Linked DNA regions of Homo sapiens: region 1 is linked to region 2. A link is a loop called in an ENCODE intact Hi-C map of the cell type or tissue named here. Cell type or tissue: mammary epithelial cell. All regions are shown on one strand.

Region 1 (4,000 bases), 49 kb before region 2:
CACTTGGCATATTGGAAATGAGAGAGGAGACAAGGATGGCTGAGGCATCGTGCATGGGGGGAGTGTGGAACAAAATGAGGCGGCAGAGGTGGACGGGTGCCAGGCTGTGCAGGGCCATGTGGGCACAGATGTCATGTCTTATTCTAAGGGTATCACTGGAGGGGCCGCTGGAGGATTCAGAGACTGATATGGTGCAGCAGCCCCATGCCCGCTCTGGCCACTGGTGGTCCTCTGTGTCTGCCAAGAGTGAGGTGCCTAACTAGGGGAGGCTGACAAGGCCACAGGGGCCTTGGCCCTGGTGGGCAGGGAAGGCAGGGAGGGGCCCGCTGCAGCTGGAGCTGCCCAAGCCTAGGATTGCAAACGAGGTCTAGAGCCAAGACCCACCCTCAGGCGCCCGCTCAGCTCTGTCTCTAGGGCTGCCATGTAGTGGAAGCGGAAGGCAGAGGCTGTGCCCAGGAAGGATGTCTGTGTGTCCTCATAGGACCCCTTCAGCACCAGCTCCAGCTCCAGCTTGTCCTGATCTAGGGAGAGAGTAGGCGGGTTAGCATGAGAACAAGAGCCCGGAACCCCAGCTCGGACCTGGGACAGCAGCACCACCACCTGGATTCAGAGGATGCCTGGGAGGCTGGGCCATCGTCAACAGCATTCTGAAAAGGGCCCTTCCCAGCCCAAGGGGCCCCACAACCCCCCATCCCGGACTCCTGCCTTCTGCAACATGCTCTCCCCCAGGTCAGGGGACCCTCCTGCCCAGCGGAGATGCGTGGCCCTCTGTGCCATGTGGGTGAGAAGAGAGAGGCAAGCTCTACCCTGCTGCTGGCCTCCTGCCCTGCGCAGGCTTCCCAGCAATCCTCCTCACCCCCACATCCAGGCAGAGTCCAGGCCTGGTTCTAAGCTGGTCTCACCTGCAACCACAGCGGTGCTCCCTGTGCTGTCCAGATGCACATCCAGGCATGACAGCTCTCGGGCCTGGGGAAGACCACATCATGGGCAGGGGCCTCTGCAGGGTAAGCTGAGGTCCCCTTAACCTCAACCCTCTGAGACCCACTGTCCCAAATCCACCACACACACAAGGAGTTGTGTGGGCTCAGGATGGGATTGGCTGCAGAGGCCCTTCATCCCATTGCCGATCCTCTGCCGCGGCTGAACCTGATATTCCGCAGCAGCCAGGAGGGCCCTGGCTCCACACCTCCCCTCCAGCTCCCCTGGCTTTGCCAAACTCCCGAAACCTCCTAGAGCGCCCAGCCCTCAGACACAGCTGTTTCTTCTCTTGTTTCCCTGTGGCTTGGAGCTGGAGGAGGTATTCTACCACAACTCCAAATAATCTAAGCAAGCCGCCCATCCATAGGAGGGTAGACGGGGCGTCGGACAAACCCTCAGAACGTCTCCTGGCTGTCCTCTGTGGCCTAACTGGGGGACAATGACAAGGCCAGGCCCCCGTGGCCTTGCCAAGGGAGCCTCTGCATGCTGTCTGTGAAGCATACCAGCAGATGCCCGCCACCCACGCTCCACACAATCACTGAATTTGCCCACCTGCTGTGTGTCTCCATCACCTCCTAAGAGGCAGTGCCATCGGCTTGACTTTATTTTCATGTGTATTTTTAAAAGTAATACCCGTCCATCAAACAGCCCCTAGGAGCTTAAATGCTGGGCTCTAGGTGCCTTCGCCCGTGACCCTGGACCCGCCTGCTCCCAGGTCTGTGCTGCTGGTCTGGGTCACTGTGATAATCGAGCGCGTCGCCCGCTCGCCACCTTGCGGCCATTTCTGTCCACTGCAGCTTCGTGAGCCCGTGGTCAGGAGCGCTGACCAGGACTCTCCCCAGTCCCAAGGAGGAGCTAGCTGCCTGAGCCTCTGATCCTCCTAGGTTGGCAGTACACCGCCCTGGGAACTCCCTCTGAGCCTCGGTGACCTCAACGTGAACAACCGGAAGGTGGGCCTGGCCTACCTGATTTCTTCACCGCTTCCCAGGGAAGCACTCAGTCAATCCCTAGAACTATGAGTTCACCGCAGGTGACTAAACACCTTCCGGAAGCACCCCGAACAGCCGTGGGCCAGAACCTCCTCTCAGCAGAGCCCTGCCTCCCCTCTCTCTATGCGCCCCTTAGCTCCAGGCCCCTCCAAGACCCACAGCCACAGGTGACCACCTGGCTGGAAGGCTAGGGGTGGTTTTACCACGAAGCCCTGCCCCTTCCTTGTCCCTGCTGGTCCACACCCCAGGCAGCTGCCCTCCCTCCCCAAGCGTCTGCTCTGGGGCCCCTCCCCTAAGCCTGGGGAAGGTGCTTACCACAATGACTTTGTTGGTGATGAGGTTTTCTGGGCGATCTGACCTGGAAAAATCAAACCATGCAAAGGCAAACGCTTCCTGCATTGACCTCCCGCTCCCGCCCATGTGGGGTCTCCCTGGGTGATGCTGAGGGCTCTGTAAGTCCTGGATTCGGTTCAGGGACAAGGGGAGATGCTTTGCAGGAGGAGAGGGGAGGGGAGAGAGCAGAGAGAGAAAACATCGGCCTTCCTCTCTGTGTTTCCCTAAGAGAAGCCCCGCCCCACTCCCGACCTCTCTGGCAGGGGTAGGAGATGAGGGACAGTCAGGCTGGACTGACCACAGGGAGATCTGGGTCAGGGCCATTTCCTCAGAGCCTGAGTCCTGAGACACTCCCTGGGCTGTGTGACATTACTCACGTTTCTTCCATCAGGAACTCCACATCCAGCTCCTCCTCTCCCTGAAATCAGAGAGCATGAGCAAGTCATCAGCACATACCTGTGTCTTCAGAGTTGACACAGTTCTTTTACAGGTGTCATCTCATCCTCTCAAGCGGTCTCCAAGGGAGGCACGTTAGTACAATTATTTCCAATTTATGGATGAGGAAACTGAGGTATGGGGCCAGATGGGCTACCTGCCCACATTGCCCACAGCTAGTAAGTCTGCAGAGAACAGGTCTCCCTCCCTTGGAGGTCCCACAACTCTGGGCAAGACTGAAGGGGAAGACAAGGAGCACAGCCAAAGGAGGCATGATGTGCAGGACCCATATCTTTTTCTTGAGGAGGGCCCAGACCCCCGAACTCTGCCGTCCCCACCCCCAGGCTGCAGCAGGAAGGGACGTGAGGCCTTCACAAAGCAGGCCTTGGCACCACCAGCAGGAGTGATGGATGCTGAGCTGTGTTTTGAGGGGTGGCCTTCCTGCCACAGGTGGCTAAAATTCCTCCACTGGGTGATTCAGCCTGTAACTGTAAAGTGAAGCCTTTTCCTTGCTTATTAAAATGCAAATCTAAAAAGGGGTTTAGATTTTTCTGTGAATGAGTTCACCCCAGCAGCCTCCCAACAGGTGGGAGAAATAGCTACTTCCTCAGCTTGGAGTTGGAAGAAGTGGGGCCCACGGGGACTTCCCCACCCACCCACCCACCTGGGGACTCTGGGAGAAGGTTTTCCGGAGCAGCTTGCCAGGGAGGACTTCTGAGATGTCATAGAGAACCTTGAAGCAGATGTCATCCTCCGTGACTGAGTCCTCATCATAGATGCTAAGCTCCAGAACATTCTAGGAACCAGGAACAGCGACTTAGCATTTTACCTGCTCATAGTGAGAGTAGCTCACCTCTGTTGAGCCCTTACTTGATGTCTAGAGTCAGAGAAGATCATTATGCCACCACACGTCTGCGCTTCAAAATAAAAAAAAAAACTGTAAAACTTAAATATAAGGAAATCTTATTAAATTTCAAATTTCCTCCTTCTAATTTTTGTTTTTATCAAACATAAAATTCTGAGCTGGGCATGGTGGCTCATGCCTGTTATCCAGCACTTTGGGAGGCTGAGGTGGGTGGGTCACCTGATGTCGAGAGTTCGAGACCAGCCTGGCCAACATGGTGAAACCCCATCTCTACTAAAAATACAACAAATTATCTGGACATGGTGGTGGGTGCCTGTAATCCCAGCTACTCGGGAGGCTGAGGCAGGCGAATCGCTTGAACCTGGGAGGCGGAGGTTGCAGTGAGCCCAGTTCGCGCCAT
Region 2 (4,000 bases):
TGCTTTTCCCTCAGCTCTTTGAGGCCAGCCAGCACCACCAGGAGCCCCTGGCACAGCTCACAAAAGAAAAAGCAAAGGCCAGGCATGCACACGGGGAAACACAAAAGTAGACACCTCCCCCCAGGCCAGCAGATGAGGGAGGGAGATGAGGCAGATCCATGGGCAAAGATGAGGAGCCAGTCCTGTGAAATGTCCCAGAAGGCCGGGTCCTACCCCTGGCCTAGGTGAGGGTTAAGACCAGAGGACTGGTCACTCTGGCCACCACCACCCCAACCCCCACCAGTGTGGCAGCAATAAGGCCAGGTCTGAGCCAAGCTGCTCTGAATACACCTGGCAGAAAGTGGGGAGTAATGAGGACTGAGTCACTTAGGAACAGCCAAGAGGCCACTCCTGGGCAGCTTAGCGCAATCAGCACCCTGTGTGAAATAATAACCACTTCTACTGAGGACTCCCAGTGTGCCGGCCACTGTGCTTACCACGCTCCACATCTTATTTCAGTTCACCTTCACGGCAACCCGTGAGCAGGTCCCTGAGAGACTTAGGGAGCCCTGGCAGCTCTCAGGTTACAAAGCTCCTTATCCTTGCACATGTCAGGTCCAATTAGTCCACCCTCTGATTCAGCTGGTGAAGAGGAAGAGTGGATGTCAGCACAGATTGATGGTGCATTTGGGGATTGAAAAATACCTGAGTAATCGGCTAGGTGCAGTGGCTCACGCCTGTAATCCCAGCACTTTGGGGGGCCAAGGTGGCCGGATCACCTGAGGTCAGGAGTTCAAGACCAGCCTGGCCAACATGGTGAAACCCCGTCTCTACTAAAAATACAAAAATTAGCAGGGTGTGGTGGCATGTGCGTGTAATCCTGGCTACTTGGGAGACTGAGGCAGGAGAAATCACTTGAACCCAGGGGGGCAGAGCTTGCAGTGAGCGGAGATCGCACCACTGCACTCCAGCCTGGGTAACAGAGTGAGACTCCGTCTCAAAAAAAGAAAAAAAATACATGAGTAATCAAAAAACTCAAATATTAATAGAATAAAATGTATAAAACAATTCATGCCTAAAATTTCTTCATTGTTTCAGATGTAGAATAGTTAATTTAACTTAAATCATTTCTTAAAAAGACAAATTCAGAAAATTTACTGTGTAATTGAAAATAATTTTTTTAAAATGTTGAGGGTGATCTTAGCCTGTTCTCTGTCTTTCATCTTGAAACACAACTTTTCCTTTGTAACATTTTACTCATCCCCATCTTAGTTAGTTTGTGTTGCTATGAAAGGATACCTGAAGTTGGGTAATTTATAAAGAAAACAGGTTCATTTGGCTCATGGCTCTTCAAGGCAGGCTGTTCAAAGAGCATGGTGCCAGCATCTGCGTCTGCTTCTGGTGAGGGCCTCAGACGGCTTCCACTCGTGGCAGAGGGCAAGGGGAGCCTTTGTGTGCAGAGATCACAGAGTGAGAGAGAAAGCAAGAGATGGGGGAGGTGCCAGGCTCTTTTTAACAACCAGCTCTTGGAGGAACTAATAGAGTGGGAACTCACCCAGCCCCCAAGAAAGAGGGCAATAACCTATTCTTGAGGGATCTGGTCCCATAACCGAACACTTCCCATTAGGACCCATCTTCAACACTGGGGATTAAATTTCAATATGAGGTTTGGAGGACCCCCTATACCAAGCCCGTCATATTAATAATAGAAAAGATAAAAACATAGGTTAATAAATTAATAACCCATGATTCAAAGCAAGAAAGAGAACTCTTCATGAGTCAGAAACGCAGAGGCAGCCCTGAATGAAGGAGGTAAACGGGCAGCCCAATGGAACACACTGGCACGCTACCCGGCCCTCCATGCCAAGGCTGCTACTGTTACCCAGGGGCTGCAGCATCCCTTCAAGGCTGTGTGAGTCCCCCAGCAGCATAGCTTCAGCCTCCCCAGCCCCAAGTCCCACACTGCCACCTGCAGGCCAGCCATCATTACCACGGCATGGCCAAGGACACGCAGCCAGGAGCCATCACAGCCCAGGGCATGCAAGGAACTCTCTCAGAGATGAGGTTACAACCAACAGTCACCAAATACATAAAGAAGGCAGCATCCATGAAAGAGAGGCAACAAAGAACCTACCCCCAAGGAATCCAGTCACAGAACAATCAGAAAAACGTGTTAAAATACATACGCTAACATCATCACAGTGAAAGGAGTGAAGCCTATTCAGGAAATGAAAACACGTAGTTTTGGAAAAGATCCGCTTAGAGAACTTAAAATGAAAAATGTGATAGTCAAGTTAAACAGAAACCCCAAAAGATGAATCCAGGAGCGGACTGGACACAGAAGATTGTGTTCATGATCTGGAAAATCATGCTAAGAAAATCCCCCGGAATACAGCACAATGAAAAGATAGAATGCATAAGAGGAAAGTTTAGGGATACACAGCGTTGATTCAGATATTCCTACATCCAGTTAATATGAATTCCAGAAAGGGAGGATGAACAGCAGTTGTGATAAAATTGACAGGTAATTTCTTAGAGCTTCAAAAAGACATACATCCAGAAGTTGAAAGAGCTCACTGATAATTTTTTACCTTTACACTTTAGAAAAATCAAAATTAAACTTTTTGATTTTATTATTTTTTTTTGAGACAGAGTTTTGCTCTGTCACCCAGGCTGGAGTGCAGTGATGCAATCGTGGCTCACTGCAGCCTCGAACTCCTTCTGGGCTCAAGCAGTTCTCTTGCCTCAGCCTCCCAAATAGCTGGAACTAAGGTGTGCACCATCATGCTTAGCTAATTTTTTATAGAGATGAAGTCTTGCTTTGTTGACCAGGTTTGTCTTTAACTCCTGGCTTCAAGTGATCCTCCTGCCTGGCTTCCCAAAGTGTTGGGATTACAGATGCGAGCCATAGAGCCTGGCCAAAGTTAAACTTTAAAAATCAAAGACAGGCCGGGTATGGTGACTCACACCTGTAATCCTATCACTTTGTAAGGCCGAGGTCAGAGGATTGTTTGAGCCCAGGAGTTGGACACCAGCCTGAGCAACATAGGGAGACCCCGTCTCTACAAAATTAAAAATAAAAATAAAAATAGCCAGGAATGGTGGCACATGCCTGTGGGCCCAGCTTCTTGGGAGGCTGAGGTGGGAGGATCGCTTGAGCTTAGGAGGTTGAGGCTGCAGTGAGCCATCATCTGCCACTGTACTCCAGCCTGGGTGACAGAGTGAGACCTCATTTCAGAAAACAATAAATAAATAAAATAAAAGACAAAGTCCTAAAAGTTACAGACAAATGACCTGCAATGGGGACTCCAGCTGCCATCAGATTGCATATCAGCAATATCAAATGCAAGAAGGCATTAACATCTGAGCATATGCAAGCATGAACCAAGAATTCTATACTCTTCCAGGCTATTACTCATAAGTCAGGGCAAGAAAAGAGAATTCTAGACATATAAGCAGTCAGAATATTTACCATCCACACACCCTTCATTAAATATTCAATTTTGCACTCCACTAAAAAGAAAAGCAAACGCAAAAGAAAGAAAGGAGTTACAAGAAGCAATGACAAGCAACTAAATCAAGAAACTATATTGTAAAGTGGAAATAAAAATTTCTATTTTGCAGTTTTTAATACACTGGAAATAAGATTCCAGGTGATTAGTAGAATGTTTGGGTGGTTGGGGAGCGGCACATAGGGCAGGAAACAGGAAGCTACAAGCATGCCAGGATGCTTGTCTTGTTTGGGGAGAGACAATAGAGACTGGTGGACTTTTTAATGGGACTTTAAAAAAATAAAAGTTTAGGCTGGGTGTGGTGGCTCATGCCTGTAATCCCAGCACTTTGGGAGGCAGAGGTGGGTGCATCACTTGAGGTCAGGAGTTCAAGACCAGCCTGGCCAACATGGTGAAACCTGTCTCTATTAAAAATACGAAAATTAGCCAGGCATGGTGGTACACACCTGTAGTCCCAGCTACTCGGGAGGCTGAGGCAGAAGAATCGCTTGAATGCGGGAGGCAGAGGT

What was found. Peaks named below come from ENCODE experiments on the same cell type or tissue, not always from the same donor. Only the 100,000 strongest peaks of a DNase experiment are listed, where the experiment ranks them.
Region 1: a loop joins it to region 2, with 4 times the contacts of the local background. A loop is called at or near these places in 27 of 110 quality-filtered maps.

Annotation. Positions count from the first base shown.
Region 1 is chr15:42,082,814-42,086,813 of GRCh38, forward strand. It overlaps PLA2G4D (phospholipase A2 group IVD), which reads right to left. Exons shown (of 20, transcript NM_178034.4): 4 at 3,400-3,531; 5 at 2,678-2,718; 6 at 2,283-2,325; 7 at 903-966; 8 at 385-521. Among named protein-coding and RNA genes, the nearest start is that of PLA2G4D, 9.7 kb to the right of the region's middle. RefSeq lists enhancers at 834-1,449, 1,394-2,593 and a silencer at 1,618-1,912. In mammary epithelial cell, a CTCF peak has its summit at 1,768 (motif pointing left); a DNase peak (open chromatin) is centred at 1,898; H3K27ac peaks cover 807 bases.
Region 2 is chr15:42,132,148-42,136,147 of GRCh38, forward strand. No RefSeq gene overlaps it. Among named protein-coding and RNA genes, the nearest start is that of PLA2G4F, 22 kb to the right of the region's middle. In mammary epithelial cell, a CTCF peak has its summit at 1,949 (motif pointing left); no DNase peak of the experiment used is centred here.